2 separate regions of the Homo sapiens genome follow, and region 2 is linked to region 1. Evidence: read pairs that join two places in POLR2A ChIA-PET (ENCODE). Cell type or tissue: PC-3. All regions are shown on one strand. Each heading gives the region's core, and the rest is flanking DNA. Links, peaks and the distances in the headings are about the cores only.

Region 1 (13,256 bases), core at 3,658-8,657:
AATATAATACTTAAAAGTAACATTTCAGAGTATTTGGAAATACTTTTTGACTATTTAAAACAAAATATGAAACATGAAGTATAGTAAAGATATAAAACGATAATTTAGATAAAAATTCTTTCTTTCATGGAAAACACCACTGCATTATTCCTGTTTCAAATGTCCTACAGCATTACATTTTTTTTTTTTTGCAGCAACTCCACTACACATTTGTTCATGGTGTTCACTTCCTACAAGATACAGTCAAAACTCCTTAGCCTGATTTCCAGAGCCTCTGTAATCTGACCCAACTGACTTTCTCAACCACATTACACACTAATCTTTCACAGATTTTTTTTTGCTTTATTTAAACCTTTTCCCCTCATATTTCTATTTATTCTTCTTAGCCTTTGGTGAATGCTTTCTATCAGAGGATTTGTACCTTCGGATTTTTGGAAAAGTCTGTACCATTATATCTTAGCATATTGCTTATTTGCTGTTTGTTTATTTATGTCTTTGGAATTTCTCTGAGGCAGATACTAGAGCATTTATGATTCCTAACTTCTGTTTTATATCCTCCATTCCTTTATTTTTGTCCTCCATGTCACAGAGATGTTCTGTTCCATCTTCTAACTCATCTTCAAGCATGATTTGTCTTGTATAATCCATTTGCTTAGATTTCTAAAGAGATTTAATGACTGTACTTACACTTGACTTTTAAGAGCCTGTTTCATAACTTGCTGTTTTTATTTTACAGATGCCATTTCTTCCTTTATATTTTAAATACTGTAAACATACTTATTGTCAGCTCTCTTTCATGTTGTTCTATTCTTGTTGGTTCCTCATGTCCTGTAAGCTGTCTTTCATGATGCTAAGTGTCCTATTTTTTAAAATTCTGTTTTATTTTGCTTACGAGTTTACTTCAGAAGGAAGTATCTTTTCTAGAGATCCGGATAACCACCTGGGGTGGTTTCCACTGGTGTTCCTGTCAGCACCTTCAAGACACACTGATTCTGAATTATTTTTTGTGTTAGTTTTTCAGCCTGGAATTCTGAGTCTATTCCTACTCCCACCTGTTGTTCAGTCTTGGGGTTCTTATATCTCTAGAAGACTCCTATTTTACCCACATGGTGGGGCTATTGGCTCATTTCCAGCAGTTATCTTGGGTATGCAGGCAGAGATGATCTGGTTCCTTCAAGGTTAGTGCAGTGCTTTCTAGGGTTCTGATTCTGCACAGGAAGCCCAGTTCTTATTCCTTCTATAAACATATTTTCCTGGCCAGCTTCTGGCCTTGAATAGCCATGAAAATCCCAGACTTTGAGACCTGTAATCTCCCTTAGTTCCAGATACATTGTCATGTTGGCTCTATGTTCTAGCATTTGGAGATTTCCTTTCTTGCTTTTGTGTTCTGCTATATATTTAATATGTAAAAAAATGCTTTTAATCCCTATATCTAAATGTCTGGAAATGTTGTGTTCAATTCCATCTTATCCTGTTATTTCTTGACTGTCTGAATATGTAGTTCTTATTTCTCTCGTTCTCTCCATTTTGAATAATCTCCCAAATGCTCTCTGCCTTTTGCAAATTCACTCATTCTTCCAGGACTTGAGGAGTCACTGAAGGTAATGCTTTTTTCCTCCAGGGACCAAATTAACCCCTAGGAAGGGTCTTCTATGAACTCCTTTGACATCCATTTGACACTTAATCATTTTCTGTTATAATTATTATATGGCTATTATTTGTTTTCTTGTGAAATTATAAAATCTTTGAAATTTGGGGCCATTTCTTAAGCTTCTTGAATTTCTTCACCTGGTCTCACAACAAATTCTTCCTAATGGAAGAAAAACAGAAAAGAAAGACACACTAGGATAGAGTAATTTAAAATGTTTTAGACTTTATTTACGAGGGTCCAAGCACCTAGGAAAACAGGATTTGTTTAAATTTTGCTTACTCATTTTATTCAGGATTCATGAATTTATAAGGCCAGAGAGATTTCATATAAGATCCTAGATTACTAAAGGAAAACTGAAAGATTTTATGTCAAGCAATATAAAATTAATATGACAGATGCAACCTTAGAAAATGTGTTTCCTGAGATTCCTAAATTAGCTACTTTTGTGGGTGTCTGCTTAGTATTTGGTCCTGAGTAAATGAATAAACAAACAGCTACTTCTGAGAGCTACTTTCACAGGGAAATGTTTCTGAGTTCCAGTTCATGGGAGTTTAGGAAGGTATGGGATGCAAATTACATTTCAACACTGAACCAGCCAATCAATCCTTGAACACTTTTGAAGTCTTTAGCTTTGCCTGTGAACATGGGAACACCCAAGGGCACCTTCAAATTAAAAATAAACATACATTCTAAGGAGTCCTAGATGTGTAATTTGGTAGAAATTTAAGGGGTGTCTTTTTATAGTAACGGAGTCTATAAAGAAAATACAATTCAGGTGAGGTTACATCCTTTCCAGTCATAAAAGTGTATGTGAATGACATTTAACTCGAAATTCAAGTACTTTGGGCATATCATTCCCGCTCCCTGCCCCAATCCCATAATTTCTTGGTAGAAACTCATAGTGCATTTTTTTTTCAGTTCCAGCCAGATTTTTATATCTATTGGATGGATATTACATTAATAAAAAAATAGCTAACACTTATTGTATGATTGTCTAATGCCAAGCTATGTTCGTATAATTATCTAATATGTTGGTATGATTTGACTCTGTGGCTCCACCCAAATCTCACCTTTAATTGTAATCCCTTATGTTATGGGAGGAACCTGGTGGGAGGTGATTGGATTATGGGAGCGGTTTCCCCATGCTGTTCTTGTGATAGTCAGGGAGTTCTTACCAGATCTGATGGTTTTAGAAGTGGCAATTTCCCCTATGCACTCTCTCTCTCTCCTGCCACCATGTAAGACATGCCTTGCTTCTCCCTCCCCTTCTGCCATGATTGTAAGTTTCCTGAGGCCTCCCCAGCCATGTTGAACTGTGAGTCAATTAAACCTCTTTCCTTCATGAATTACCCAGTCTCAGGTATTCTTTATAACTGTGAAAATGGGCTAATACCCAGATAACCCTATGGTGTTGCTGCTGTTATTATTCTTCCCTTGCAGATGGGGAAAACTGAGATGAAGAGTTAATTAATTTACCAAAGTCAAAAGAGTAGTCTTAAACTACTGTGAAATTTCTGTAGGCCTCCTTTTTTTTCCTTCAAAACCTTTAATATGCTAATACACATTTTTGTATTTTTTTTTTAATTATACTTTAAGTTCTGGGATACATGTGCAGAACATGCAGGTTTGTTACATAGGCATACACGTGTGATTGTGGTTTGCTGCACCCATCAACCTGTCATCTACATAAGATATTTCTCTTAATGCTATCCTTCCCTTAGCCCCACACCCCACTGACAGGCCCCGGTGTGTGATGTTCCACTCCCAGTGTCCATGTGTTCTCATTGTTCAACTCCCAGTTATGAGTGAGAATATGCAATGTTTGGTTTTCTGTTCCTGTGTTAGTTTGCTGAGAATGATGGTTTCCAGCTTCATCCATGTCCCTGCAAAGGACATGAACTCATTCTTTTTTATGGCTGCATAGTATTCCATGATGTATATGTGCCACATTTTCTTTATCCAATCTATTGTTGATGGGCATTTGGGTTGGTTCCAAGTCTTTGCTATTGTTAACAGTGCCACAGTAAACATACGTGTGCATGTGTCTTTATAGCAGAATGATTTATAATCCTTTGGGTATATACCCAGTGATGGGATTGCTGGGTCAAATGGTATTTCTAGTTCTAGATCCTTGAGGAATTGCCACACTGTCTTCCACAATGGTTGAACTAATTTACACTCCCACCAACAGTGTAAAAGCATTCCTATTTCTCCGCATCCTCTCCAGCATCTTTTGTTTCCTGACTTTTTAATGATCGCCATTCTAACGGGCATGAGATGGTATCTCATTGTGGTTTTTATTTGCATTTCTCTAATGACCAGTGATGATGAGCTTTTTGTCATATGTTTGTTGGCTGCATAAATGTCTTCTTTTGAGAAGTGTCTGTTCATATCCTTTGCCCACTTTTTGATGAAGTTGTTTTTTTCCTTGTAACATTTTTTAAGTTATTTGTAGATTCTGGATATTAGCCCTTTGTCAGATGGATAGATTGCAAAAATTTTCTCCCATTCTGTAGGTTGCCTGTTCACTCTGGTGATAGTTTCTTTTGCTGTGCAGAAGCTCTTTAGTTTAATTAGATACCATTTGTCAATTTTGGCTTTTGTTGTCTTTAGGCCTCCTTTCTATTCATGTTTCTACTTTAGAAGACATATATATATATCTACATATATATATATTTTATATATCTATATATGCCTTCTAAATATATATGTCTACAAATATGTATGTCTTCTATATTTTATATATCTATATATGCCTTCTAAATATATATGTCTACAAATATGTATGTCTTCTAAAGTAGAAACATGAATATATGTATCTAGAAACATATATGTCTTCAGAAGACAAATATATATGTATATGTCTTCTAAAGTGTGTGTATGTGTGTATGTTTATATATGCGTGTATATATATATGTGTATATGTATTTGTCCAGAGTTCTCCTGGGGAATCTATATTTTATTGAGATGAGAAGGAAACGTGGTAGTGTTGGTTAACTTATCACCACCTGGTTGCTGTCTAAACTCAACCACTTCCTATTGTGTCATGGTTTGATTATAAATTTCCTCTAAGCCTCTTTTTCTGGACACTCGCTTATCACCGCTAATCCTACATACAAAAGGTTGAATACTGGCCACTCTGAAAGTTGACAATCTAATATGGATTAAATGTAAAAATAAAGCTAGTGACTCCAAAACCCACCACTAGCTGGTTCATCACAGTTGTATATTTTTACACTTTCTCAGTCCACCCTCTAACCCAACTCATCTTCTTGTAAGCCTAGCACCTATTGTTGGCTATCTAGTGGCACACTGCAAAGGATCTTATGTGCCTGGAGCCCCGGTTTGCAATTTTTTTTTTTTTTTTTTTTTTTTTTTTTTAGAGATAGTGTTGTATACTTAAATCTTGACAAGCAAAAGAAAAAGAATGAAGTTTGGAAACCATCACTTCTAAAAAGCTTGTATTTTATTATTTAGAACAGACTTGCTTAAGGGAAAGATAAAATCAATACTTTTTCCCCCTGTTTTCAATAAGTGCCTAGATATTAGATTTTATGTTTGTTTGTTTTAAACAACGTTTTAAACTTGAGAGAATTTTGGGTAAGAAAATAAATAAATAAGTTGGATAGAAATAAACCTTTTAAAATTAAATTCTCTTCACTAAAGAATGTATTACTGGGAAAGGTTTTAAAAACTTCACTAGAGGTCCCTCCAATTTTTTTCACCTGTTTCCTCAAGATGGGGTAGTCGAGGACAAATTGATTACTGTTTTAAGCTTCCTTCCAAATTTCCATTGCTGTTATTTATGGTTCTATTCCAAATGTAAAATTTAGGCCTTTCCAATATTTGTTTTTAAAATGAAGAGACTTTCTGATTCCTATGAATAAAAATACTCCATGCTAATGGAAAAATCAAGAATCTTGGTGCCAAAGTGCTTCATTCAAACTCTTAGACAATAAAATAAGCAAGACATTAAATTATAACAAAGGTTCCAACCTTTTACTAAACTAGACTCACCTTGAGGAGCTTATAAAAGTACAGATTTCTAAGTTTTCCCAATCTACTCTTTCTTCCCATCCCAAGATTCTGAAATTAATTGGTTTGGCTGAGCTTGATCCAACACATTTTACTAAATATATATGTTTATTATATATAGTCTATATTATAAAATAAATATAATTATAACAGAATAAATATAATAAATATAGTATAAAGTATATTTATTATATAATTATTTAAGGCTGAAGATCAGTGTCCACAAAGGCATTTCTTGCTCTTTGCTAATGCCAGACAAATTAATGCAAAAGAAATGGTTGGATAAGAAGAAAGGAAAATGAGAAATAATATTCCTATTTATAATTTCTATCTATTTTCACAAAAATCACAAGTAGCTAAAGGTAGTCATTTTGCCTCAAATTGCCAATCAGGTTTAAGAAGTTTTTTGTCTGAATTTCCTAATTCTAAGTGAGAGACTGAAAATGCAAATGAACTATGACCAGACCACCTATGACAACAGAACCCTGACCCACAATCTCTGTGGCCACCAGCCCAGGAAGCAAAACCCCACTTCTGTGGCCTTCAGCCCAGAGTGGTCAGGGCTTGGTCAATGACTGCCAGCTTTCCTTTTTTTTCTTTTTTTTTTTTTTTGGCTTCTGCTTCCAACTCAGGACCAAGGAGAGAAAGCCAAATATGTTACCCTTCTCTAAACAATCACTTAGGATGCCCCACTTCTAGTTAGTGCACTTCCAGCTTCCCTGAAGCCTTCCTTTTTTTTTTTACTGTAAAACGTTCCCATTCCCATCTGTCTTTGAGTCTTTGTCAAATACAGGTGATGGTGGCTGACTCACTTGCTATGGCAAGCTCTGAATCAATAGCTTCTGTTTGTTCTCATTTTGGTGGTGTTTATTTAGTTCCACATAGCTAAAAATGGGGAAAATAAAAATGGGAAAAAATAAATTATCCTTGTGCATACATGTAAGGTTATTTATACCAATTTATGCAATTTCAGAAAATGAGAGGAGAAAGCAGATACCATCACCAAGGCAAGTGTTCAAAAGGGCAATAATTACAGTGACAAGAGGAATCCCAATAACTTTTATTCTCAGTAAATATGGCTACACAGTCAAGAGTGTTGAGGACCTGAGAATGGGAAGTCACTGCTTTGGCTCCTGTGATTCCACCAATACTTGCCTGAATTCTCTTGAATCAATGAATCAGGCGTGGAAGACTAGAAGCAACAAAGAGAGGAGCAGGTAGTAGAGGGGGTAACTTTTAGAAGGCTGTAGAGTGGTCCCTTGATATCCACAGAGGATTGGTTCCAGGACCACCCACATATACCCAAATCCATGCATACTTAAGTCGTGCTATTGGGACTTTAGAATCCAGGTATATGAAAAGTCAAATGTGTATATGTGTGTGTATATATGTGTATATGTACATACATACATATATGTATATATATACATATACACACACATATGTGTATATATATATACACACACAGAGACTTTTTCCAAACAAAAGCAGATCAAAAATACTGTATATATATATACATATATGTATGTGTATATATGCATACATATATACAGTATATACATATATACACATACATATATGTATATATGTATGTGTATATATATGTATGTGTATATATATGTAGTATTTTTGATCTGCTTTTGTTTGGAAAAAGTCTGTGAATAAGTAGACCTGTGCAGTTCAAACCCATCTTATTCAAGAGTCAACTGTAATTTCAATATTTTGTAACAGTTTAGTCACCAATATTGAAGTTGAGAGAAGGAAGTTCTCTCTTGTGGACAATATGGAATGCTCTAAAACTTGAATCCAAATGTACATTCTTGGCATCACTCAAATAATGTGAGCGTGTAACATTTATGATATATTCAAGAGGCAAAACCCAATTCTTTACACTGTAGACCTGTTTTGTTGTTATTTTAGTTTTGTGAAGGCAAGGTTTTAAGGCAATTTAGTTCTAAAAGCATTACTGAGTATTTACTATTTGCAATTCACTGCACTTGGTAATAAACTAGAGGGAGATGCAGAAACTCTCTTTTCTCCACCAATTCTTCGAAGGAAAAAACATTTCCATTATCATTAGGTGACAATCTACACAGCTAATTGTACATATGAATTGACTGATAATTTACAGTTGCAATATGGTGTCATAAAAGGAGTCATAAAACTTTGTGACTTCGTTTGCTTTTTCTCTGTAAGATATGTGCTGCAAATGCAAACTAACATCAAATAAATAACTCCTGTCTTTATACATACATGATCTAATACTTTCCACAACTCTGATATTTAAGGTACTTCCATTATGACTAGTTAATTGCATAAATTCAATAATTAATTATATTCTAATGATCAAGAAGAATATTTATCAAAAATAAAACTTGCAGACATTGGGGAGGAATTAAGGCATGTTAACACATTTTCTATATCAATCAGGTACTTTTAGTGTAAATGTGTTATCAAGTGAACTGGAACATTAAATAGAGGAATTTGGTATCATTGTGGGAAAAATAATCTAATCACTTTTCAAACTTGGCTGCCCTTTGGAGCCATTTGAGAAATTTTTGAGAAGCAAGATACAGGTATTCTAATTTACTTGGTCTGCAGTGTGGCCCTTGCCAGGTGATACTAACATGTGGCATAGAGTGAGAACCATCATTATATAATCTAGAATTTAGTGTATTACTCCTTCAATATTATACTTCTCCTCCAGCTCTTGGGACTTTTCCTGATTTCATAGGTTGGTTGAGCAGTTTTTGTTATTGTTGTTGTTTGTTTTTTTAATGTTGACTTGTTTTCCCAAGTAGGTATTCTTCCTGGAAAGAGATAGTACTCACTATAAATAATTAATTGACTTCCTAGTCAAATTAGTCCTTGATGAGTCTAAACAGTGGGTGGTAGACATATCTCATCTCCCCAGTTTGATCACGCCATCCGTCCTTAAGATAACAGACCTATAGAGCTAGTAGGCCAACCCTAGAAACAAAAAAGGCAACAGTTATGTCCAGGTCATTACAGCTTGTCAATTTGCTTCTCCCAAATTACTGCACTTCTTGTTTCTTCATTGGGTTACACGCCTGCTTATTCACGTCCCTCGATCAGTTTTTCCTCAATCCTGGGTACACAACAGCATCACCTGGGGAGCATTTTAGATGCCTAATGCCTAATTACATCAGTCTCTGGGGGTAGTACCCAGTTATCAGTGTTCTTTAAAGCTCCTCAGAAGACACTGTGAACCATTGCCTTAGGCTGTAGTGCTCTCAATATTTACCTAAGACATTCATGAATCTGCATTTTCTTTAGTTGATATTACAGAGCTACAGACCAGCTCTGACCCAAGCTCATTTATATAATGGCAGATAGATACTATTAAAAACCTAAAAAAAAATTTAATAGAAGTCTTTGGTAATGTACTTACAGAGCCCTTGTACTTTGGGCCAGGGGCTCTTGTAAGCACTGTACATAGATTGAATTATTTATTCTAGCCACATCTTACAGATGAGAAAATTTCCCAGTGTTACACACTTAGCGTTTGGGCCAAGATTCAAATGAGGCACTCTGGCTCCAGAGTCACCAGTTAACCACAGGTGACCAGCAATGTGGCTGTTAAAACTACTAGATGTGATTTGATAGGTGATATTCTTACACTTCCATTTTACAGGTAAAGAATCAAGGTACAGAGAAAGTGTCCTAGGATCACACAGCTAGTAAGTGGCAGAGCTGGGATTTGAACTCAAAACAGTCCCACCCTAAAGATGATGTTCTGTTAATAATCTAGCCTTTTTTTTCAGACAAATATTCAACTGACCCAGCTTTCCATAAATTTATATTACTGCAGATTGGAATTTGGTATTGCAAGTTTCATTTGCACTTCTGAACTTATTCTTCATGTTTTACCCAGAAATTTATTAAAAAAAAAAAGAAATAAAACTGGTGGATTTTTCACCCTACTACAACTGACTGCACTGGAGAAGCAATTACTACAGAGATGCTACAGCTGCTTTCTTGATATTAGTCCACGGTTTTAAAATGTTTTTGATTTGTAAATATGTTAGGCACCACAAGTCCGTCAAGATGGTATGTAGAAAGAAGAAAAGATTCTCCACTCCAAATCTTTATGTGCCTGAAAATCCCTTTGATTTCCCTTATTAGTTTGGTATGTCTTTAATTTTATATTAAAAATACAGATTTCTTCCAGTTATGGGACATTGTCCCACTTCAAACTTTTAAAAACAAATTAATCAGAATTTTATGGTAATTGTTATGTAAATAGGACAAATATATCTCAGCCCTTTGGCAAGCAGCCTTGACAACTGAAACAGTTTCACACTGTGGATTTCAATCAATGTAACAAAGTTACTGAGCACAGTCTAAAATCAATGAATTCTAGAGTGCAGGAGTTTTTTAAAAGTTTCTTGCTTCTCGCATTTTAATATAAAAATCATCCCAGGCTATTGTTAAAATGCAAAAATCTGATTTGGGAGGCTTTAAGTGAGATGCTGGACTTCATATTTCAGTAAGGTCTCAAGTGATGTACATGCTGCTGGTCTGTGAACCACACTTTGAGTAGCAAGGACACAGTGCTGGTAAACTCGTTCTCCAAAGGAGGAAAACAAAGCCTTGGCTTGTAGTATTTGCTAATTTCCATGATATAAATGTTCCCACAAAGACCACATTCAAGCTACCAACGTGATGTCATTGAAAATGGAGTTGGGAAGAGACATTCAGCACGCTGCCCACAATTAGCTCTCCAACCAGGTACAAGCCAGTTCCAGCACACCACTGATCTACATAAGTATAAGTACATGCACCTTCAAGATCCCACAACATAGCTGTTTCACTCTGCAAAGGATTTCAGGAGGTGAGGGAGAATAAGAATGTCACAGGAAAAAATGACAAGATTAATTACAAAGTTTTCAGAATAGGTGCAAAATAATCTAGTTCCAAGGCTATATAGGCTGATGAGAGGGCATGTTTAAGAAGTTAAAAGACGTGTGTGGCCAATAATGGAGCCTTTGGGGAAGATCTGAACCCGGTTTGGACTGTGATGGGTTTGGATGAGTGGGAAAGGAGAACACGCACAGAAAAGGAAGTGGGATAAACACTAGCAAAATGTCTGATGCTAAACAAAATTGAAGGAAAACTTGGAATTCCTAAAGAGTTGGGAGTACAGTCATTGGTCCAGCAGAATGAGGGCATCCTGCTTTCACAAATGTTTTATTCTCTGGCATGATTGAGGAATAACATATTCAGATTAATCAAACATCCAGGTTAACAGAGAGTTGACATATGTACCAAAAAGAGATGCCAATGTTTAAAGTAATAGAATATATTAGAGTACACAGAACCTAATTTCTTTCTTCTTTGATGAAGAAAGGACTTTGAGATCTTCCATGTCTCAGAGCCATGGCTTTGAGCACCTTTGGTCCCTTCTGGTAGGGTTCTGTGATGGAGCCTGCAAAGTTTTGTTTGCAGTGTCCTGTAAGAAGAGTGTATTTTCAAGTCTTTCTCTAGGGCTGTAGAATGAGAGCATCCTAAGAAACTGACTCCCTTGGAGAGAATTTCTAACTGGCAGAAATGCTCTGCCTTGTAGTGCATTGAGTGGTTAAAAGCCCAGACTCATTTCCACATCTGTAATTGGGGCTAATAATACCAATCTCATATGGTTTTGGTGATTATTAAATGAAACTTGGTCAAGAAATATTGGTGCTCAATATTTGAATGAGCACTACAAATTAGTGCAGGCGTTGTAGCCAGGCATACACCGTTACTAATTTTTAAATCAGAATTGCTTAACAGACACTGATTGTCTACAAGGCCATAAACAGGATGAGGCTGTGGGGAGAAAGTATGGACTGGTCCCCAAGCCTGCAGAGCTAAGGTTTCTGCATTCTGCACACATCTTTGAAAGAATCTATGACCACCTGTGCACAATGTTTAAATGCCTAGGAACCTTCCCTTGCTACCCAGGGAGAGGTTTTCCCTAGACCCTCTGACAGTTCCCTCAGTCAGCAACTATATGAAAGAATTTTCTTACATTTCTGAAATCTGAATAGAGGTTTATTTGGGAAAAAATCCTTTTCCCTCCTGTCTCTTGGAATAAATGTACTATTTCGTTTTCTTAATTTGTACTATGTTAAGAACCAGTAGAGGGAACTTAAGGTCAATCTGTCTCTCAGGTTGAGTAACTCTAAGCTATAAGCTCCAGAATCTTGTCTTTGTCTCTAATTCCAAATGGGCTTGTGGGGAAAAGTGATATAACCATGAGATCACTGTGTTCTTTTAGATGATTTCCTGTTTCCTGTGTATTTAAATACACAGGGAATAATCCCGCTATTAAAATGAGACCCTGTATGTGTGTATGGGCAGAAGTTCAATGAAAAAGGAAGAAAAATATGCTTGCTGAATACCAGATGTAGAATGCATAAATCCTGTCAGAACAAGTGGGGAATAGCTTTTATGGCTGACTTGCAAGAAACCTAAGGGAATTGGGAAATCAGATAGGCATGTGTCAAGCAGACTTATTTAAATCATCCACTTCCTCAGCAAAATAAAAGTTTGAGAGGGTTCTGCTTCCTTTTGTGGTTTGAAATTACAGTTGTAGGCCTCAGAAGTCCTGCTTGATTGAGGGCTTCCAAGCAAAGACGTTATACAACCTAGTTCAGGCGCCCGACAACACTGGGGTCACCCAATGCCTCTCCCTGAGGTCTCCAACCTTGCCTTGTTTGTACTTTGTGTCCTTTGTCATCTCAGAAGCAAATTGTAGTGCAGCTGACCACTGCTTCATGGACCTCCAGCTTGTCCCTACTAAAAGGCTTTTGCATCTGAAAGAGAAAGATGCCCACTGGCTTCCTTCTTAGACCACTGCTGTAGATCCTGAGCACAAACCTTAGCTCTGCAGGCTTGGAGACCAGGCAATGCTTTCTCCTTGCAGCCTCATTCTGTTCACAGTTCGCACAGGGTTTATGGCCTTATAGACAATCAGTCTGTGGTAAGCAATTCTGATTTAAAAACTAATAATCTGTGTATGCTTGGCTACAAGGCCCACATGAATTCGTAGTGAGAGATAAACTAGATACCAATTATTTCCAGGTATAATATCCTAACAGGTAAGTTTTTCAGGAGGCCACATTGTAGTTCAGCAGGTTACTGGTGTGTATAGATACAAAGCAAAGGTATTTAAGTACAAACCATTTCCTTTAAGGTGTGGTAGCTCCCTAAATTGTTCTTCTCAGGATATTTCTGTTTTAAAATGTCCTGTTAAATATATTATTTTTATGTACAGTATAATTTTTTAAAAGCATGCTGACATGGGAAAATCATGGACTTTGCAGACCCAGGTTTAAGTCATTCCAAATCTACCACTTACTGATGTGTGAACTTCAGCACGTTACTGTACCTCTTTCAGACTCATTTCCTTATCTTCTTGCTGAGAATGTGTGTGTAAAAATATTAATATGGAATCTAGCATGGTGTCTAGCCCTTTGTGAAACCCTGACAAATTCTTATTCCTCACCATTCATCTGTTCATCTGTATTAGTTTGTTTTCACGGTGCTGATAAAGACATATCCGAAA
Region 2 (5,000 bases), core at 1-5,000, 210 kb after region 1:
TTTATATTCCTGCCCTCTTTCTTTGGGCTTCTATGAAATATATCTTTGGCTTATCCTAGACTTGCTGAGAGCAGCTTAATTATATCGGCTTTCAGAAACGTGAGAATCAACTAATCCAGACTAACAAAACAAGCAGATACAGTTGATCCTGTGACTTCAAGTACCTTCCCAAGTGGCATTATTAATAAATCTTGACTCACAGTACTAGCATAATGCATTATTTTTATAGCTAATGCATCAAAAAGTTATTTGATCCATATGACCATATGATTTCTAAGGTCCTATAATCTGAGTTCTATTCTGAGGAGATATTTCCTATACTTTCTAGTGAAGCATATGAAAGGAAATGAAGCAGTTCTAGTCATTAAATAATTACTTCCATCAGTACATACATAGTATCGGGTAATAGGAATATATTATAATAGCTCACCTCTTCTATATTATTCAAATACCATTTGCTGATAACTGGAAATAAGAAAGAATGCTAAAATTGATTGACATCTAACATGAGTTGTTACTTATTATGGGTCAGCATCGAAGCTCATATATAGAAGAGACGATTTGAAATGTTCAGCTAGCCATCTTCATAGGAATTACAATAAGTTGAATATTTCTCAGTATCTTTAGTAAAGATGCCTATGCCTTATTTACAGTGTATTTGCAATGGACCAAGCTGAAGCTGTATAAATGAGACATATGCTTTGTTTCCATGTTCACTGTTGAACTTATGCTCCAGAAAGTCTTCCTTATTCTCTTCTACCCATAATCTTGCCTCTTTTTGAATCCACATGGCATTGATTTTAGAGCTCATTTGTGCACTTTTCTTGTTCTGTCTTCTTTTAGATTTCTACCAAATTGTAAATACCTATAGGGATAGGAGCCTCTTTTTTTTAATTATACTTTAAGTTCTAGGGTACATGTGCACAACGTGCAGGTTTGTTACATATGTATACATGTGCCATGTTGGTGTGCTGCACCCATTAACTCGTCATTTAACATTAGGTATATTTCCTAATGCTGTCCCTCCCCCCTCCCCCCACCCCACAACAGGCCCCAGTGTGTGATGTTCCCCTTCCTGTGTCCATGTGTTCTCATTGTTCGATTCCCACCTATGAATGAGAACATGCGGTGTTTGTTTTTTGTTCCTTGAGATAGTTTGCTGAGAATGATGGTTTCCAGCTTCATCCATGTCCCTACAAAGGACATGAACTCATCATTTTTTATGGCTGCATAGTATTCCATGGTGTATATGTGCCACATTTTCTTAATCCAGTCTATCATTGTTGGACACTTGGGTTGGTTCCAAGTCTTTGCTATTGTGAATAGCAGGTGCTGGAGAGGATGTGGAGAAATAGGAACACTTTTACACTGTTGGTGGGACTGTAAACTAGTTCAACCATTGTGGAAGTCAGTGTGGTGATTCCTCAGGGATCTAGAACTAGAAATACCATTTGACCCAGCCATCCCATTACTGGGTATATACCCAAAGGACTATAAATCATGCTGCTATAAAGGAGCCTTTCTTAATCATCCTGTGTCTCCTGCTATGATAAGCACATAGCAGGTATCTAATTGTAGACTCTCTGAATTGATAATCACTTATATAGAAATTAATAATGACAATATCTTCTTAATCCCAAGAATAATTACACCATCGTCATTGAAGTGAAAAGAGAACATTTAATTTCAAGTTTTGAAGTCTTTTAAAAATAGATATTATAAGCTGATTTAAAGTAGATCTTTTAACCTGTCACCAAAAGCATTTATTCCAGTTAAAAACTTGATCCGTTTATATATTCATGCATAATTTATATTCCACCCACTTCCAAAAATTAATTGAATAGGCCACTAAGGTGATAGGTGATGCCAGTTAAGGAAATTACTAAAATATCAGTAACAAAACCTACCATAAAAGTTTTATTCCCAAAATCATCTTGGTATTTTTAAATGTTTCTAGGTTAAAATGTTAACCACATCTATATGCTTTATTTCTGTACCAAATAGAGTTTGGGAAGGCTTATTTATTAGACGTTTTAAACTAGTTCCTAGTTTATTATGTGATTCTATCTCAAACATAGCATTTTATATTATTTTTCTTTTAATTGACACTGTTTTGTAAATGTTAAGAACTATAGAGTGAATTTAAATGTATATTTAAAAACCTACGTGAAAGATACTTTAACTCCCGCCTTCAAGTGAATTCAAATAAGGAGAATTCCAAGGAGTGGGGAAATTAGCCAAACACTTTTCCGTCTCAGGAAAGCCATAATAACAAGAATTATAACCTGTTCCTATTTTTCTTAATAGGTGATTTGGGGTAAGGACTCCAAGGAAACAAGAGCGTTCTGTTCTAAGACAGAAACATGAGGCAAATGGAGACAAAAGGAGAGAGGAGACCCCAAGGACAATAGCCTCCCACATTCTCTCCATCCAAGGCACACATGCCAAATTGCATTATTCCAATGAGCTCTGCACAATTAACCTGTCCAAAGGGGTTGCGTGGCTGATGTTTAACTTTCCACCCAGCTACGTTGAAATGTACAGTACATCTTGAACATGTTATTTAAATTGAAAATGAAACATCTGGACACATCAGTACGAGACGGGTCCCACTAAATATGGGAACATGTTTACCCAGGTGGGTTCAATCATAATTTCTACTCCGTGAAATAAAATTTCAATCTCGCCTGCAAAAACTAAAAATTAATTTTAGAGTTTTCTTTAAGGAAATTTTTCTCACAGAAAGAATCATATTTCAATTTTAAATATTGGATAATTTGATCAAATGCCTTTATATTAAATGTGCTAAAAAGGGTTTAAGATAGGATTACAATTAGAATTTATTAATAATAAATTTCTATAAATAGAGTTATATATAAGCAGTCAAATCAGAGAAGGCAGGCAAATCCTGTTTGTCCAATAAAGATAATCATGTGATGAAATAAAAAAAAAAGGAGTTAGATACAACTTTTTTGAGATGTACATTGCCCATTGGCTTTTAGAAGGCACATGTAACAAAAGAACTTTGTCATTCATAAAGAAATCCATAAGTAATTGGGCATCCACGAATAATGATAGTGAGCGGCAAAAGTTAAGGACTTCATTTTCAAAGTCAATGTTGTTTATCAAGGCCTGGAAAATAAACCCCTGTTTATTTCTAACACGCCAAATGAAATCACTGCCAAGTGTGAGATACTGTGATAACCTGGAACGGGGAGAGAAAGATCTGCTTGTAGACTGGAAAGAGACCTGGTGCCCTGACCTCTCTCTGATAGCTGCCAACATTGCCGGGTCTACGAGTAATTCAGTAAACTAGTACGCTCCTTCTCAACATCCCCACCAAAAAAGTCCTTTTTCCAATGTAAGTTCAGTGCTGGTCGGCCTGTAGGAGTTTCAGCAAAGATGAGAATTAAATGTGCTTGCAGGCAAAAACATTTCAGAAATATTGGCTAAAAAGTAGACTCATTGCAACCTGGGAATAGAAATAAGGTCTCATGAAAACACTTAAAAGGACCAAGCAGAGCTTTCTACTTGTAAATAAAGGCTTCTGTTGTGTAGTACAGACAGGGCTTGCCAAGCCTTTAGCTTGAGTGTTCTTGGAGGGGCAAAGGGAAAAAAGGCAGAAAGGGAAAAGAATACAAGGAGGATTTGGGCAATAAAAGAGACAGCCTTGTATTTGTACTTCCTCCTCCACCACCACTGATTCCATCACACTCCCTAGCTCACCCTAGGCTCTCCTGAAATCTGCCCCAAGGGTTCCTTCTTCTTTAGTTGTACCAATCTTCGTATTTTCTGTGAATGGTGTCTTGAGAATGCCTCACAATTTTCTATACATCCTTCTCTGCATTTGGTATATTTTGTGTGACTAGCTGCAAACTCAATGCTATTTACAAGAAGTTTAACTGTCAAACACATAGAGGACAATTCTGGAGAGGTTGAGCCTAGAACATGCCAAACAACAGGTATATGAAAACGCGGGGAGAGAACAGCCTATTCTCCTTGTGCTGATGAACTCAATCTAGTGAAAAGCACAAGTAGCAAGGTGGATTAGGGCTGGAGGTAGAGCTAACATGTATGAGCCTTGGTTCCTATGAACTTGTTCATACACGAACAGGTTGAGGACTGGGTCTCTGCCAGAAAAGAAAAGAACCTCCCTTGGTTCCTAAGATAACTACTCCAACCCATAGTTGCCTAGGATTGGCCTGATCAATGCCTTCCTAAGCACTCTGTAACACCTCATAACTTTAGCACTAACACCCACGGCCTTGATCTATTTTTCTGCACCCGTTCCTATCTGACCAGGCTAATCTGCTTCAAAACTTTGCTACCATTTATTGGGTAGCCACTGTATGCCTGCTCATGTGTTAGGTGTTTTACATATATTTGCTGTGATCCTTGCAACTTATATTGTTGCAACTGTAAAGTGTATGTTACTGTCCCCATTTTACAGATGAAAAAAAGGAGACGCAGAGAGGTTAAAAAAATTAGCCTAAGCATGCAAAAAATGATGGTATAGCTGAGAATCAAACCAAATCAGTCTGGCTCCCAAGTCAATGTTCAACGCACCAAACCTTAGACTACCCAACAGATCTTCAGTATGCTTTCCAAAGCCTTCCACGATTCCACTGCTCCTTCCTTCCAGCTCCTTCCTTCCAGCTCCATCTCTGACCCTCCTTGTGGAGGCAATAGTTAAATACTTGTTGTCCACCATCCCCCATCTCTTCAGTGTGTTTATTTATGCTCTTTCCTCTGCCTGAAATACCACTCTCCAATCAAGCTTAGCACCTCCTCCTCTTTCCAGATGTGGTTTCCTCAAGAAAGACTCTCTGATACCTCTCTCATACACAAGCACCCTAAGCCATCTTCATCAGATCACTTTCAGTAGTCCACTGCCACAATGATCAACTTTAGGTGTGTTCCCACCTACACAGTAGCCTTCCAAGGTAAGAAACCTGTCTTTGTTAACTTTCACATCTCCAAAACCAGGCACAATGCTTGGC

What was found. ChIA-PET counts read pairs that join two places held together with the same protein. Peaks named below come from ENCODE experiments on the same cell type or tissue, not always from the same donor. Only the 100,000 strongest peaks of a DNase experiment are listed, where the experiment ranks them.
Region 2: POLR2A ChIA-PET joins it to region 1 with 7 read pairs; 3 of 35 experiments call an interaction of 5 or more read pairs at or near these places.

What each region holds. Positions count from the first base shown.
Region 1 is chr6:135,674,963-135,688,218 of GRCh38, forward strand. All of the region lies in intron 4 of AHI1-DT (AHI1 divergent transcript), which reads left to right. Among named protein-coding and RNA genes, the nearest start is that of LINC02524, 47 kb to the left of the region's middle. In PC-3, for the core only: no CTCF peak of the experiment used is centred there; a DNase peak (open chromatin) is centred at 6,479; H3K27ac peaks cover 1,221 bases.
Region 2 is chr6:135,892,188-135,897,187 of GRCh38, forward strand. All of the region lies in intron 1 of PDE7B (phosphodiesterase 7B), which reads left to right. Among named protein-coding and RNA genes, the nearest start is that of PDE7B, 43 kb to the left of the region's middle. In PC-3, for the core only: no CTCF peak of the experiment used is centred there; no DNase peak of the experiment used is centred there.